2 separate regions of the Homo sapiens genome follow, and region 2 is linked to region 1. Evidence: chromatin loops called from intact Hi-C (ENCODE). Cell type or tissue: dorsolateral prefrontal cortex. All regions are shown on one strand. Each heading gives the region's core, and the rest is flanking DNA. Links, peaks and the distances in the headings are about the cores only. Region 1 overlaps COL4A5 (collagen type IV alpha 5 chain). Region 2 overlaps COL4A5 (collagen type IV alpha 5 chain).

The links. Hi-C counts contacts between places; a loop is a spot of excess contacts. Peaks named below come from ENCODE experiments on the same cell type or tissue, not always from the same donor. Only the 100,000 strongest peaks of a DNase experiment are listed, where the experiment ranks them.
Region 2: a loop joins it to region 1, with 7 times the contacts of the local background. A loop is called at or near these places in 3 of 110 quality-filtered maps.

Annotation. Positions count from the first base shown.
Region 1 is chrX:108,695,668-108,704,012 of GRCh38, forward strand. It overlaps COL4A5 (collagen type IV alpha 5 chain), which reads left to right. Exons shown (of 53, transcript NM_033380.3): 53 at 630-1,878. The coding sequence ends at 711. Among named protein-coding and RNA genes, the nearest start is that of IRS4-AS1, 37 kb to the right of the region's middle. In dorsolateral prefrontal cortex, for the core only: a CTCF peak has its summit at 3,859 (motif pointing right); no DNase peak of the experiment used is centred there; H3K27me3 peaks cover 4,163 bases.
Region 2 is chrX:108,581,575-108,589,919 of GRCh38, forward strand. COL4A5 (collagen type IV alpha 5 chain) reads left to right here. Exons shown (of 53, transcript NM_033380.3): 17 at 1,310-1,363; 18 at 2,910-2,951; 19 at 5,041-5,173. Among named protein-coding and RNA genes, the nearest start is that of COL4A5, 150 kb to the left of the region's middle. In dorsolateral prefrontal cortex, for the core only: CTCF peaks have their summits at 844, 1,823, 3,232 (motif pointing right), 3,436 and 1 weaker place; DNase peaks (open chromatin) are centred at 767 and 3,257; H3K4me3 peaks cover 7,261 bases; H3K27ac peaks cover 3,929 bases; H3K27me3 peaks cover 3,450 bases.

The DNA.
Region 1 (8,345 bases), core at 2-8,001:
TAATGAAACAGAGATAAAGAAAGGTTATGTGACCTTCCTAATAAGTCAGCAGCTGTTCAACTAGATTGAGACCACCCCAGGAATTGAAGTTACAGTCTGTCTTTTCCCTCTCAGTCCAGTGGTCTCCTTTCCCAGGATATTTTAAAGATTCTCATTTAAGGGTTTGAATGAGCAAGACATACGTAATGTATGTACCTCAGGATACTTCATTCTGTTGATTTTTTTCAGTTTAAATTTATTTTTATGTGTTGCTTTTGGGTTATCACTACTTGGTATTTTTCTTATGGTCCTTGTTATCTATCATAACATCATCAGTTGCCCAGATTTCCCTCATCCTGTGAATATTAGAAAAATGTATGAGAGAAAGAGAAAAAGATAGAAAATGAGAGGGAAACACAAATATACAAAGATAATAGTGGTGGGGAGAATCGTTACAAAATATCTATGACCACTAATGGCTCTTAAACCATACTAGTCACTGCATTAGATCATATTGCTGAAAAGTAAACCATTAAGTCACCAAGAGAGCTACTTAACACACAAAAAATGTTTAGTTATAAATTTGAACCAGTAACAGAATTGAAATACCAGAAAATGTGGATCTGATTGTCTTATTTCTTATTTCCCAGTAAACCTCAGTCAGAAACGCTGAAAGCAGGAGACTTGAGGACACGAATTAGCCGATGTCAAGTGTGCATGAAGAGGACATAACATTTTGAAGAATTCCTTTTGTGTTTTAAAATGTGATATATATATATATAAAATTCCTAGGATGCAGTGTCTCATTGTCCCCAACTTTACTACTGCTGCCGTCAATGGTGCTACTATATATGATCAAGATAACATGCTGACTAGTAACCATGAAGATTCAGATGTACCTCAGCAATGCGCCAGAGCAAAGTCTCTATTATTTTTCTACTAAAGAAATAAGGAAGTGAATTTACTTTTTGGGTCCAGAATGACTTTCTCCAAGAATTATAAGATGAAAATTATATATTTTGCCCAGTTACTAAAATGGTACATTAAAAATTCAATTAAGAGAAGAGTCACATTGAGTAAAATAAAAGACTGCAGTTTGTGGGAAGAATTATTTTTCACGGTGCTACTAATCCTGCTGTATCCCGGGTTTTTAATATAAAGGTGTTAAGCTTATTTTGCTTTGTAAGTAAAGAATGTGTATATTGTGAACAGCCTTTTAGCTCAAAATGTTGAGTCATTTACATATGACATAGCATGAATCACTCTTTACAGAAAATGTAGGAAACCCTAGAATACAGACAGCAATATTTTATATTCATGTTTATCAAAGTGAGAGGACTTATATTCCTACATCAAGTTACTACTGAGAGTAAATTTATTTTGAGTTTTATCCCGTAAGTTCTGTTTTGATTTTTTTTAAAAAACAAACCCTTTTAGTCACTTTAATCAGAATTTTAAATGTTCATGTTACATACCAAATTATAATATCTAATGGAGCAATTTGTCTTTTGCTATATTCTCCAAGATTATCTCTTAAGACCATATGCCCCCTGTTTTAATGTTTCTTACATCTTGTTTTTACTCATTTCTGACTGGACAAAGTTCTTCCAAACAATTCTGAGAAACAAAAACACACACGCAGAATTAACAATTCTTTTCCCTGTGCTTCTTATGTAAGAATCCTCCTGTGGCCTCTGCTTGTACAGAACTGGGAAACAACACTTGGTTAGTCTCTTTTAAGTTACAAAAAGCCAATTGATGTTTCTTATTCTTTTTAAATTTTAAATATTTTGTTATAAATACTCACAGGATACCTTATTTCCCTAGCTATCATCTCCTGACTTAATGTTTTTTAAACCCACCAATATAAATTTAATTAAAGATATATGTTGTAAGGATGGTCTGTTGTGTATCTCTTCAGCCTGTGTGGAAAAAACCCCTGCTCATTTACAGATAGATTACCAATCTGCACATCAACAAGTCATCTCTTCCCAGGGAATCAGTTTCTCCACGCTTTGATCACTCTGTTAGTAGATAGAAAACATAGTAATGTAAACTTTTTCCAATGAAGAAAACTACCTATTGGAAGACATTTCCAAGATAATAAATTTCTTGACAACATTGTGTTAATGGCTAAGAAAGGAAACAACTGGCTTCTATTTGGGGAAGAATTCATTAATAATGTTTAAAGCAGGTTAGTGACCTAATATTCTTAATGATTAAGAATGAACACGCATAGTTCTCTAAAATAGTCAAGGACTGGTTAAAAATAAAATATTAAAAACTTCCATAGTAAAATTTGTGTTACAGCTAAAAGATAAAACAACCAAAACAATTTTGAGTATTCTAAATCCTAATATGGACCTATGTAAAATCTAAAGCTTAGAATCTCTGGTGGTAAAACTTAGGATCCAAACAATGATAACTATCTAATTATTTTATTGATTCTGGATAGCCACCAATCGCAAATTTTAGCTCTATTTTTTCATTTAGTCCCATGCATAAAGTCAGTAATGAGTAATTGTAACTGAAAACACCATATCACAGCCCCACAGATTCTTCTACATGGTGTACACTCAAAGGTGCCCCTTCTGTTATAGTCGCAAACACTAATTCCAGAGATTTTGCTTTTTGTAGCTTTCCCTCTCATTTATAGCTGGTTGAAAGCCTTGGCCCAAAAAGAACCTCCTTTGTTTGTTTGTTTGTTTTGTTTTGTTTTGTTTTGTTTTGTTTTGTTTTGAGACAGTCTCCTCTGTCACCCAGGCTGGAGTGCAATGGCGTGATCTCGGCTCACTGCAACATCCACCTCCTGGGTTCAAGGCGATTCTCCCACCTCAGCCTCCAGACTAGCTGGAACTACAGGTGCATACCACCACGCCCGGCTAATTTTTTGTATTTTTAGTAGAGACGGGGTTTCACCATGTTGCCCAGGCTGGTCTTGAACTCCTGAACTCAAGCGATCTGCCTGCCTCGGCCTCCCAGAGTGCTGAGATTACAGGTGTGAGACACCACGCCCATCCCAGAACCTCCTAATTTTTAAATTGTTGCATGTGCAGCTAGTCTATGTGTTTCTTAAATCTCCTAACTATTCCTAGCCCTGCTTTGTTGTTTGAAGTACACAAATTCATTCCAGGACATTAATATTGTTAACCCTCTCTTGCCATGAATTATTCAAAGATTAATCTAGCTGCTCTACTAGTTACCTATGGTGAGTTTTTTGTGTTTTGTTTTGTTTTGTTTTTGTTTTTGTTTTTTTTTGCTTTTTTATCATCTGTGAAATTTCCAGAAGTACTATGGTAAGTTTTACAGTCATACACAATTAATAGCTTTCTCACATTGGCAGGAAATGAATGAACTATTCTGCTTAATCAGATAGTTTGACTACCAAATATTTATGTGTACCAAATGTGGTTTTACCAGTTAATGAATCTTTCGTGATTCAGATGTTACTTAAGGACCAAATCCTAGTATTTTATAGCTGTGTATGTGTGTGTGTGTGTGTGTGTGTGTGTGTGTGTGTGTGTGTGTACCCACACACACGTGCACATGTATCTTCAGAAAAATTGAGGTCTACATGAATAACTTCCATTATATATATATTACGTAATATATATATACACACACACACATATGGATAAGTGTATACACACACATGTGTTGTGTAAGAAAGTAGACATTCCAATTATTTTTATAGCTTATTGGCCTGATCTTTGCTATGTTGGTGTCACACTCATTGCTTCCAAAGGAGGTTGTATTGGACACCTTGTGATTGTATGATGTTTTTTCCCACCCATCCAAATTTGAACAACACTTTTTCATTCTTGTAGTGGCAATAAGGTTCTTTGCCTCAATGTCATGCCAAGCCATCAAATGCTTATTCAGAAGTTAATCACAAGAGGGCACTATTGCCTATAAAAATGAATCAGCATGTGTAATGATTTGAGCTCATTGGTGGTGGTGGTAGGGTTGTCTAAAGTCCTGTCTCTAGATTCCCTGTTTTAAGTTTCATTTATTCTTTCAGCCTCATAAAAATCATTAGCAAGTACTTGAAGAGGTGGCCTAGTTTCCCAATGTCTGCATCCAAAACGAAGAGAACAGCTTTGCTGTCAAAGATTCTCTTTTGTTTTTTTGTTTGTTTGTTTTTGAGACGGAGTTTTGCTCTTGTTGCCCAGGCTGGAGTACAATGGCACGATCTCGGCTCACTGCAACCTCTGCCTCCTGGGTTCAGCGATTCTCCTGCCTCAGCCTCCAGAGTAGCTGGGATTACAGGCATGTGCCACCACACCTGGCTAATTTTGTATTTTTAGTAGAGACGGGGTTTCTTCATGTTGGTTAGATTCTCTTCTTAAGAGCCTGATTAACAGTTGGTTCTGGTAGCACTTCCCATGCCTCTCAACACAGAAGCAAGGAGCAATCACTTTTGTTTGGCCGGAACTTCAGTTGGTTTCCTTGGCAGAGAAACTCAGTTCTCAGGCTGGACTATACAAACACCTTCATCCCTAGGCAGCTCCAAAATAAATTGAATAATATTTTAAAATCATGTCATTTCCATTTTAGAGCAGTGGTTTTAGAGTATATTCAGGGAGCTTGGAAAGTTTGTTTGGTGGAAATACTCCTAAGTTGGAATTGAATCCAGAGAGGCCTGTCTCCTGAGTTCTATATCAACAAATATTGATTGGATGCTTGTTAGCTAAGGACACCATGAAGGATAGCAATCTAAAATGAACTCAACCTCAACCAGGAGAATAAGCAGTGACCATAATATAGTAAATCCTCACTTCACGTGGTCAATATATTTTTAGAAGCTGTGACTTTAAAGGAAACGATGTCCAATATTATTCAGTTATAATGTTGATGAAGAAAAAATGGATTTGTTATATGTCGTTTAGCTTTAAAGTCAAAGTTTCCAAGAACCTATGGACGTTAACTGAGGACTTACTGTATGTATACTGGAAAAGAGGTATGCTAGTCTGTCTTTGACTACCAAATCTTACTAATTCTAGGCCAGATAATGGGGATTTTTGTAAGAGTAGCTGTCTGGAGGAAGCTGGCTCACCAACCTGTTCCCCAAAACATGGGCTAAAATCACATTTATGTAATCTTAATCATCTATTTCTCTGTTAGTGGACTGCATACCCAACACCTGACCCTACAGGATAACAAATTGCTTACATAATACCAATTTATGCCAAATATCTTCTGTTTCCCCCTCTACCATCACATTTCATCCTGCTTTCTGCCCCAGAGGGTTCCTGAGCCCTCTGGCTTCTGATTGGGTTCAACCAGTTGGAAGTCCCAGCAGAATACCAGAGGAGGGGACAAGAGTTGGGTTAGGGTATTTATTTTCATGGCTCTTTCTCTATGAGGTTACCTCAGGTTGGTTTGTGACTCTCAATTGAATGTCCCTACTGCTCTCAAGATGACTTACTATTCCTAATTATCTTCCTTTCTGGTTCTACTAACCCCTTCTCATGTTTTCAGGTCTAGGTGTGATGGGTATGGTGACAAGTCTGCTGTTGCTGTGCTGCTAGACCTGGATTCCTGAACAACCATTTGTGATTCCCCCTCCACACCATCTATATATTTCTAATTAAACTCTCCTCAGATTATCCTAATTTAAGTGTGTTGTACTTTTGTTGTTGATACTCCAACGAATACTCAACACTTCTAGTTTCCAAAATCTAGAGAAAGTGCTTTATTTCCATATGTGACAAAATGAGGGTGAATTGATAAAACTGACATGCATGATTAAGCATGCATCTTTGACTTTGAACTAAGGGATGGGCCAGCAGAAATATGACTTAACACCACTTAATCTAAGACCTAGTTTATCAAGAGTTATTGGAAGCTGTGTTCCAGGGTACTTATGGTGAAATGAGGCAAAATATGTTCCTTATGATCCTAAATTATTTATCTTTTTCCAATTAGTGTCCCACTGGATCTCTAAAGAATGCACTTTTATTTCCCCCAGGTAGTCATTTGTCTTCCTACATCTTAACTTCAAATAATTAATTTGTTAACTCATTAGCAGACTAGATTACAAGTACCAATAACTCATCTCTGAAAGCTCCAAAGAGAAACTCCCGGTAGTATTACTTCAACCAGAGGAATCTGCTAAGCCAGATATACCTGCTTGCAGTCAGTGAAAAGCCCTGAAGTGTTACTAGCTGAGAAATGAGTAATTTATTAGTGGTTTTCTAGCCTCAAGAGCATCTGTAAAAGTAAGCCTGCAGAAGTTCTTCACATCTGCTTCCCTTCTGTTCAAGGGTACCAGAGTGAATGCTTATACTAGGGATTATGGAAGACAGGTCATGTTCTAAAGCCAAAGACAGCCTGAGAATACTGTACTTGGTAATTTCAACCAGTCCCACACCGAACCTACCAAGAAGCCAACATACTCTCTCTTCAAGCAAAATAGTTTCCTGGTTGATTTTCATAGGGCCAGCAAAGTGCTTGCTGTTGCCAGTCTATCATAAGCTACAATGGTAACCCCCGATGTCAGATCCTTGTGTCTCTCTGACACAATAATTTGACCTTTGCTTGGGCTGCAAGGAAGGCTACCTCTAACACCTCAGTAGTAATAAGACTAACACCTTATATGTATGTAGTTCTTATTAAAATATCATCCTTTACACATTTCATCTGAGTCTCAACAACTCTGATGTACTCAAGCAGTGCAAGGATTAGTCTCCAATATACAGATGTGGAAGCTGAGCCTTGGAATGGTTAACTGACCCCAAAAGTCACAAGTTACTAAGTTCTTTTCACTCCAAATCTAATCGTCACTTTTGAGCCATGAAGATGCCTATATCTAAAATCTTATAATCCTGTGTGGTAGACATTCATAGCAATATATATAGAGGTCTCTGCCTCATGAGAAGTGATAGGCTGTATGTTTTGGAAGTCTTGGTTCCCAGGTAAGGATGAATGCTTTCCTAGCACCTTTGCAGCACCTGAAACCCCTTGGAATTAACCTTTAGGCACAGGGGGCTTATAGTTAATCCATTGTACCTCAGGATACTCTGTCTGGTCTAAGCCTCTATAGCTAAAGAAAACTTTATGGGTGTGGCCTGGTGCCCTCATGTGAACTTCCTCAGGGCTTTTGAATCCAGATGAACTCCTGGAATTTAAATGCCCTGGCCTGCAGCCTCGTCAATGCTATTAGTGTCTAAGGAAGGGCCAGTTTTGTAAATCTGAGACCATCCTACTAATTTTATTATCTATTATAGACAATGCAGAAAGGACTCCATGGAGGGGAAAATTTCTTTAGCTCCAACAGTAAAGTTCGTTATATTTTGTTTACACTTAATATACATAAACTTATAGAAGCAATTTGAGTTTGCTAGCTGTAACCTCCATTGGTCACATTTTACATGCAGAAGTTTCCCTTATTTGACTCCCTTTAGCGGAAATTTACACTAGGAATCATATGAGCAAACATAAAGCCAGCTGGGCCAAGCAGTATGTGGCTATTTATCAGATTAGAGAGGCAGGAAAGGTTAAAGACAAGTTAGAGAACATGTGGGCTAAAATAGGGCTCTGCATAGCTTATTGTAATCAGAAATAAGCCTGGCTTTGAGGTTACTGGGTTTAAGTATGTTATTAAGTTGACTATGTACTTTCAGATGTGGAAATTGTTGCCCACCTTAAGGCCAGCAACAGCACAGAAAACTACTCCCCATGGAGTGTAAAGTGATAACAACCTGAAGCCATTTTTACAAACACTTCCTTCTCCTACTCAGAAAGCAGCATTTTCTTTTATTCTCTGAGCAGGCAGAAGCACCCATGGGTGCATGAAAGTGTGCTAGTGCTTTTCTTCTTGCAGCTCTGTTTTTCCTTCATCTATTTTGAAAATTTGCTTTTAGGTGCATAAATATTTATGATTGTTATATCCCCTTGATAAAATGATCTCTTTATTATTATTATAATGGTAATATAGTAAAGAAAATGTTAATATTATTTGCTCTGAAAACTACATTGATAGCAATATTGCCATCCAGCTTTCCTTGTGTTAGTGTTAACATATTTTTTCATTATTTTACTTTTAACCTAGTTCTGTCTTTCTATTTGAAGCGCATTTCCTGAGGGTCACATAGTTGGATCCTACTTTTTAATACAATATGACAATTTTTACTTTTTAATGGACTGCACTTAATGTGCTTATTGATATGGTTAAGTTCAACTCTGTTATCTTATTTGTTTTCTATTTGCCTCATTCGTAATGTGTTCACTTTTTATGCTTTGTTTTGGATTAATTGAATATTTTTTCTGATTCCCTTTTATCTCCTTTGTGGATATTAACTGTAACATTTTGTTTGGTTAATTTAGTGGCTGCTTTAGTTTTTATGGCACACATTTTTAACTTA
Region 2 (8,345 bases), core at 76-8,075, 110 kb before region 1:
AACGACTGATCTTTTGTCAATCTCTTTAATTTTGCCTATTCCCAAATGTCAGATACATTGGATCATATTGTATGTAGCCTTTCGAATCAGGATCCTTTCACATAACATAATACATTGAATTGTGTATCAGTTCATTTTTTTATTGCTGAGTAGTATTTGATAGTTTGAATATACCATGGTTTGTTTGTCCATTTACACATTGAAGGATATTTTGGTTATTTCTGTGTTTTGGCCATTATGAATAAAACTTTTATATTCATATAAAAATATTTATATGAATATAAATATTCCCATACAGTTTTTTTGTGTGTGTGTGAACATGTTTTTTCAGTAAAAGTTTTGACAGGTAATTCTTCTACTTACTACCAAAAAGGGGCATGGGAAATAAAATATGTAAGTCCAAGAACATTATTTCAAGCAGCTTCAGTATCAAGAGTATCCGCAGTAGGCAAGAGTTTTTCAAAGACAGAGAGAATATTTGATGAAATTTGTAAGTTATTCTAAGGGAAAAGGATAATTCTTAACAAGACAGGTTAGAATTACTAAATTCAGATAAATTGGTTTCAGGATATTTTACTAAACAGGCAATCCTCAACTTACAATCTCTAGTTCAAAAATATTTTATATTATAAAATATCAAGAGGTAAATTCAGGGCCTCAGTTCCTGGCTTCTTTTGGAACAATTGGTCTTTGTCTTGATTCAGGCAGCTGTGATATTCAACAATTGCCTCTTAGTGTTTTCAACAAATTGGGGTTGCGGGGTGGGGAGGCTGTTCTCTTGTTCTCTGTTTGCACTGGGAGAACCCAAGTTGGGTCAAATAAAGGCAGCCTTGCAAATAGCCTTCTTTTGAACCAGCAGACAGATCAAATAATGATAATTCTCTGGATATGGGGCTTTGAAGGAGCTCCAACCCTGTTCTTTCCTCTCCAATTGCTGCTAGGCTGCTGGTTTTCACCTTGATTGTGAGGAGAGGTGGTGTGAATAGAGCAAGTTAAAATGCCACAAAGCTCTGAGAGGTGGTGGGAATAGAGCAAGTTAAAATGCCATAAATCTCTGAGAGGTGGTAGGAATAGAGCAAGTTAAAATGCCACAAAGCTCTGAGTTCTCACCAAGATTCAGCTTTTTTTTTTTTTTTTTTTCTGAGAAAACACTCCTTGAATTGCTGCAAGCTTTGGTTAAGTTCTGAAAGTTAATTCTGACTGACCATTTTTGCCAGTATTCTCATTGCTTCTATGGAGAAGACAATCTTTGGAGATTTCCTAACACCATCATTTGTGCTGATGTCACCCTATCCTCTATGTTTTAAAGGGTTTGCCTGGTGATCCTGGTTACCCTGGTGAACCCGGAAGGGATGGTGAAAAGGTAAGAATTTTAATACTTTGAAGTGACTGGTTTAGTCTAGCTAAAATAATCCTTTTCTTCTCCCAGGCTTGAGTTATAAATGGAAAAAGTCTACATAACTAGCTTTTATATTCAAAATATGCCTTCTTTATTCATCTTTTGCTCATTTTTCTTTTATACCACACTTGCTAAATTTTATTCCATTGCCATAAATCACAGTCCATGTTGCAGAAATACATTAAGCATTGTTTAACTTTAGCATTTCCACTGTGAAAAGTCATTGCCTTTACTTTGAGCATGTATCGGCAAAACTTCTTTTTTTCCACAAAGAGAATTCAGCACTATTTTAGTGAGGTCCTCTTACTAAAAAGGCTTATAACTGTGAATGTAGAACGTCGCCACTAAACATTTCCATTCTGTATGCAATTATTGTCTGTAAGTCTGTGGCTAATTCTTTGTTGTTTTTTCCCCCCTACTGGGCCAATGCAGTCTGACTGAGGTCATTTATTTAGTTACCTATTTTTCAAGTGACTTTGAAAGATTGTATGAAGCATACAATTACCAGATTTTTAGCAGGGCACAAAATAACCAGTCCTCCAATCCCTCTTGTTTTTAATTGCTTCGTATCAAAAACTGAAAGCTTTTTGGTTTTTCAGGCAAGGAAGGAAAGGCGTTACAAACTTGAATGTACCCAGAAGGCACATATTTTAATGGTGGTTTATTTTTAAATTAGGTCCAAGTTCTAGCATGGCTTAAAAGGCACAATTAGAATAGATGGAGGTAGGAAATACTCCGATAAAATGATTTTTTGTCAAATAGTATTTGTATATAGATGGATGGCTTCTATGAACAAGTTTAGAGTCAGAATAGAAGTATGAAAAAGACCATCCTTGTGTCTTGGCCAGTAGTAGAGTAACACTTGAATATTGAATATTGTGGTTTTTTTCATGCTGTTGTAGCTACTAATCAAGGATAAAAGTTTTATCTGAACTTGTCTTTCATTAGCTTCTAAGAGCAAGCTCATGAAAGCAATTCAGATTTACTAGCTATTATTGATGATAGTTAAGTCCATCACATCTAAAATGTCTGTCACTAATAGAAATGGCACTACATTTATGTCCTTGACTAGTTTTATGAGAAGAAACATGGCTAAATGTAAAAAAAAAAAAAAAAAAAAAAGTAATTTTTTCACTGATTCTAGTGCTACCATTTTTTTTCTATTATCTTCTTTATAGAGTATTTGTAGTTGGCTAGAAATAGGAATCTTAAAAATCAAAGAATATTACAACTAGAAATACCTTAAAACTCTGGTCCAAAAATCTTTATTCTTTCTATATAAACCAGAGAAGTTAATTAACTTGGTGAAGATTACATAGCTAGTAAATCTGAGACACCATCACAGGTTAGGCTTAGCTCAGAATTGTTTCATTACTTCATGTTGCATTTCTCATTTGAGGTATTTTATGATTGATTTCTGGGTCTTTTTGGAAAGTTTCTCTTATATTCTTGAGGAAATTGATGTTTTCATGTGAATTTTACTAACCTATTTTACAATTGCATTGAACAGGGCCAAAAAGGTGACACTGGCCCACCTGGACCTCCTGGACTTGTAAGTTTTTTTTTTTTAGTCTTCGTTTATCAAATTTATTAATGCATTATCATTTTTGTGCCTTAATCGCATACTCCCTACTTTTTCTTGATAGAACACAAAATTTCAAGTCATTATCAATTTCTACTGGCTTAAAAGTCTTTACATCTAAAATCTTCAGTAATGTTGACCTCAAGGTCTTTGTATTGTTCTGCCTATGCATTACTTCTGCATGGTAAAGGTCTAAAATTATGGCATTGGGTTGTTTTGCCTCATGATTGCCAGATCATTTCTCAAGCAACCAGCAGGTGGTGCAAGTGTTGCTTACAAAGGTTCAATGAAAACAACAACAACAAAACAAAACTTGGGGAAGTTGGGGTGGGGGTGGGGGATTGGTCCTTTCCCCTGCAGAGCTCAGGAGAAAGATAGATTTGGTCTTAATAGGTTTTCTCAATTTGTAATTGTCTGATTCACACTTCTTTCTTTCCTGAGTGTGTGCTTTCTAGGGACTTTTAATAACGCATGTAGGAAGCTGCTTTATGAAAGAATAATTGAGGGTGGCGGAGCTACAGATTTTCTGTCATGTTTGTGTTCACTATGAAATTTAAGTCAAATATACTTCCAGTCTTATTAGGAATAAAATATCATTGCTGAGGTTTAACATATTGGTTTTTCTTTGGTTGAAATTTAGTAAGACTCTTGACTTCAAACTGCATTGAAGCCGCAACAGTGCGAATGTTGGAAAACTTATGTGTCCAGACATGTTAGTAACATTAACTTAATTCGTATTATCCATAATGAGTCTCAGTTATTAATACTTAGGACTGTACTAAATCTAATGAGGATATACTTAAAGAAGATCTTAGATATTTTTTATTCACTTTCATTTTAAAATCAGCTTCAGTCCTCTAGGAAATAATCTCTTTATAAAATGAGAAGATAAAATTTTAATAAGTATCAGAAGAAATGGAAATTTTGAGAGTACAGTCCTATTTAGCAGCCTAGTTTCCCTTTTGAATCACTATTCCAATCTTAGGTCCCACAACTTTTTGTCTTCTTTTGTGTGAATATTTCTTATATCCATCCAATAGAGACAGGATGAAATATCACACTGCTATTAGGTGTTGATTTGTACATCAGACTGGCAGTCTCTTAAATCTGAAGTTCATTTACCTTTATAGGTCTATAAGAAGAATTTGTTAATATTTAATTTATTTAATATTAAGTTTTTTAAGAAAATACTTAATGAGTTACAAGAATACAGAGTAAAAAGAAATGATTAGTTAGTTGGGTTTAATCAATAAAGAACATGGGTTTTATTTTTAAATTTTTTTGGTATATAGTAGGTATATATATTTATGGGGGAGTTTTCTTTTTTAAAGGAAGAAATAAATGTGGGTTAATAAAGAGAAAGATTGGGGAAAGGCATTACACATGTTTGGAATGAAATATGCAAAGACATAGACAAGAACGTGCAAGTTGAATGAAATGGTTAGAATCAGACAGACTTCACTATAATAAAAATTTATTGTAAGACGTAGTAGGAGATTAAATAGGTGAGAGAAGTATTGGAAGTGAGAGGTGACTTACAGTTCAGGATTAAAAGTAGCAGCACTTATAGTAAAAAGTAGTGAGCAATTTTGAGTCCTTAAGCAGAATAGTTAACACACACACACAAATGGTTTTTGAGGAAGCATATCCTAACAATAGATTGGAATTCAAGGGACAAGATCAGAGGTGCTTCTATTACTCTAAGTGTGAGTTGATAATATAGCTGTGGCAGCAGAAATCAAGGGAGCAAATTGGAGAGACGTTTTCTGTAAAGAATTGTCAGGCTTAGGAGATTGGAATGAATTGAATGTGAATTATAGGAGAAGAGACATCAAAAATACTTTTAGTTTTATATGCTTCGGGCTCAGGAACATGGTAATGTTGTTACTTGTATTGGACATTTTCTAATCAGTTGGAGGATGGGAGTGATACAAAATGTGACTCATAAACTATGTGAAAATGATGACATTGTAATCATATGTAGCTCCCATAATGTTTTCAGGAGAACAAGGCTTTTCTTCTTTGCATTTCTTTATTTTTTTTTTCTTTGGTAATAAAGGTAATTCCTAGACCTGGGACTGGTATAACTATAGGAGAAAAAGGAAACATTGGGTTGCCTGGGTTGCCTGGAGAAAAAGGAGAGCGAGGATTTCCTGGAATACAGGGTCCACCTGGCCTTCCTGGACCTCCAGGTAAATGAGATTGCATTTATGGCCTTGTTCTTATAGCATCCTTACTAATCCATGTATACTTTTTATCACATTAGTTCCATGGTCAGCATGGAAGTAGGAGACACAAGTCCTTTTTAATTGACAGATACTTCCCAACTCTTACTATACCTTCTCTCACCATATTACTCACTTGTACTTTAAAAAAGCCCAAGTGAATAGTGTCCTTTAATCCTAAGATTCCTATTTCTACATTTTATTTTTTATTGATACATAATTGTACATATTTATGGGATACATGTGATATTTTAATACATGAGTCCAATGTATAATGATTAAATCAAGGTAACTAGAATATCCATTACCTCAAGTATTTATCTTTTCTTTATGTTGGGAACATTCAAAATCTTCTCTTCTAGCTGTTTTGAAATATACAGTAAGTTGTTGTTAACTGCTGTGAATCTACTGTGCTACCAAACACTGAAACTTATTGCTTCTATCTAACTGTATGTTTGTACCCATTAACCAACCTTTCTTCATTTCCCCCGACCCTTCCCAGCCCCTGGTAACCATCATTCTACTCTCCACCTCCATGAGATCAACTTTTTTTTTTTAACCTCCTACGTAAGAATGAGAACATGCATTTGTATTTGCCTTTCTGTGCCTGGTTTATTTCACTTAACGTAATGTCCTTCAGGCTCATCCATGTTGCTGCAAATGATAGAACTCCGTTCTTTTATGGCCAAATAATATTCCATTGTGTATTTATACCACATTTCCTTTATCTGTTCATCCACTGATGAACATTCAGGTTGATTTCATATCTTGGCTATTGTGAATATTGCTACAATAAACATGGAAGTGCAGATATCTCTTTGAATTACTAATTTATTTTCTTTTGAATATATACCCAGACGTGAGATTGTTGGAACATATGGTAGTTCTATTTTTAGTTTTTTGAAGAACCTCCATACTTTTTTTCATAATGGTTGCATTAATTTACATTCCCACCAACAGTGTGTGAGAGTTCCCTCTTCTCTGCATCCTTGCAGCATCTGTTATTTTTTGTCTTTTTGATGATAGCCATATTAACTGGGGTATATTTTATTATTAATAAATTACACCAAACAATTCTTAATTTAGTAGGCAAATCATCACACTTTTCATGCTAATAGGGAAGGATATTCTCCCCAAGTAATGCCTAGTTTTGCAAGATTTCCTGTATAAAAATGGCAAGCAGCGTTATCCACCTAAAATTTCAGAAATACCTAACTAGAAATCCCCATGGTGATTTTGTTATACAATAAAATCTTAGAGCTCAATACTGAGTTTTATATTATTCCCTTTGAAAACACACAGTATAGTGGAACATTTCTAATTTGGCCACAAATTGAGTACTGCCCTTATCTAGAATGTTTATTTGAATGTTCTCTGAAATAGGGTAATAATAGTGATTTCCGTAAGATTTCTAGATGCATGTGGTACAGTGCCTGGCACACATACATATTCAATAAATTATTATTCCTTTTCCTTCAAAAATACGTGGCTAATGAAATACTAAAATGATGAGATGAGTGATATTCAGTGATCTTTCCCAAGAGAAAGAAAATAAATATAGGTTCCATTATGCTCTAAATGCAAACTTCAGATTCCTAAATGTGAACTTCAGATTCCTAACCTCAAGATAGTGAATTAAATACAGACTGTATCTGGAAAATTGAAATAAAGAATTATCTCAGGATGCAGTAAAAGAGATAAGGAGTTGGGAAGTATGAATGAAAAGTTAAGAGGTATGAAAGATAAACCTAGAAGCTCCAAAATTATCTCATGAGGGAGGTCAAGGAGGAGAGAATGGGACAAGAGGCAGCATTTGAAAAAAAATAATGGCTGAGAACTTCCATCTATTAAAAAACACATGCATCACTATGAAAAAGCTCATGAAGCACTAAGCAATAGTAAAATAATAGTAATGCAAAGGTCCATAACTAGACACATTGTAGGGACATTTCAGAATTCAGGGATAAAAAGAAGCTCTTAAAAACTATTTGAGAACAAAAGGCCAATCACCTACAAAGCAGTGAGTCAGAGGATGATAATGGAGCACATTTTCAAAGTGATAAGGACAAATTACTATGAATTAGGGATTCTGTATTACATTAAACTATCATCCTAATGTGAAGATGAGATACATAGGAAGTTTAACACCTTCAGACTGTCTCTGAAATAGTTACTGGAGGTTTTACTCCAAAAAGAAAAAAGGGAATTCTGGATAAAATGAGAATAGCGGTAGGATGCAAGAACCAAAGCTTAGAAAATATATTAGTAAAGCATATTAAGTCTAAATCAGTACTGGTTATTTTTTAAAAAGGTGTTTTAAGTAACAACTTGGAGCTATAATTGTAAACATTATTAACGTGATGTGTAGATGCAGAGAGAATAAGGATAAGAGTTTTTGTCTTGTTAGGGAAAGATAATATAAATCTTGTTAACTGTATAAATTTTTAGAAATGTATACATGTTTAAGTACATAGGTTAAAATGTTAATAGTAGCCACTAGAGAAGAATAGAAATAAAATGTATAACATACACACCAATTGAAGAAAGAAAATGACTAAAAGTCTCATATATAGTATAAGTTAAGATGGGGGCAAAATAAAGACAAATCTGGGTAAATAGAAAATAAAATATAAGGTGACAAGAAGAAATTAAAAATAAGTCAGTAACTCCAACAAATTTGAAAGGACTAAACACTGATTAAAAGACAGTGACTAAAATAAAATTGAAATTAAAAATACCTATATATAGTGCACAGTAGACATATCTAAAGCAAAGTGACAGATACAATCTGAAAATAATGCAGTATATATTGGGCAAATGCTATACATAAAAAAGCTGGTTTAGCAATTCTAATATAGTATGAAATATAATTAAATTCAAAACTTGAAACTATAAAAATTCTAGAAGAAAATGCAGGAAAAACTTTTCTGGACATTGACCTAGGTAAAGATTTATGACTAAGACTTCAAAAGTAAATGTAACCAAAACAACAATAGACAATTGGGACTTAATTAAACTAAAGAGCTTCTGCACAGCAAAAGAAACAATCAGTGGAGTAAATAGCCTACAGAATGGGTGAAAATAATTGTAAACTGTGCATCTGGCAAAGGACTAATATCCAGAATCTATTAATATAAGG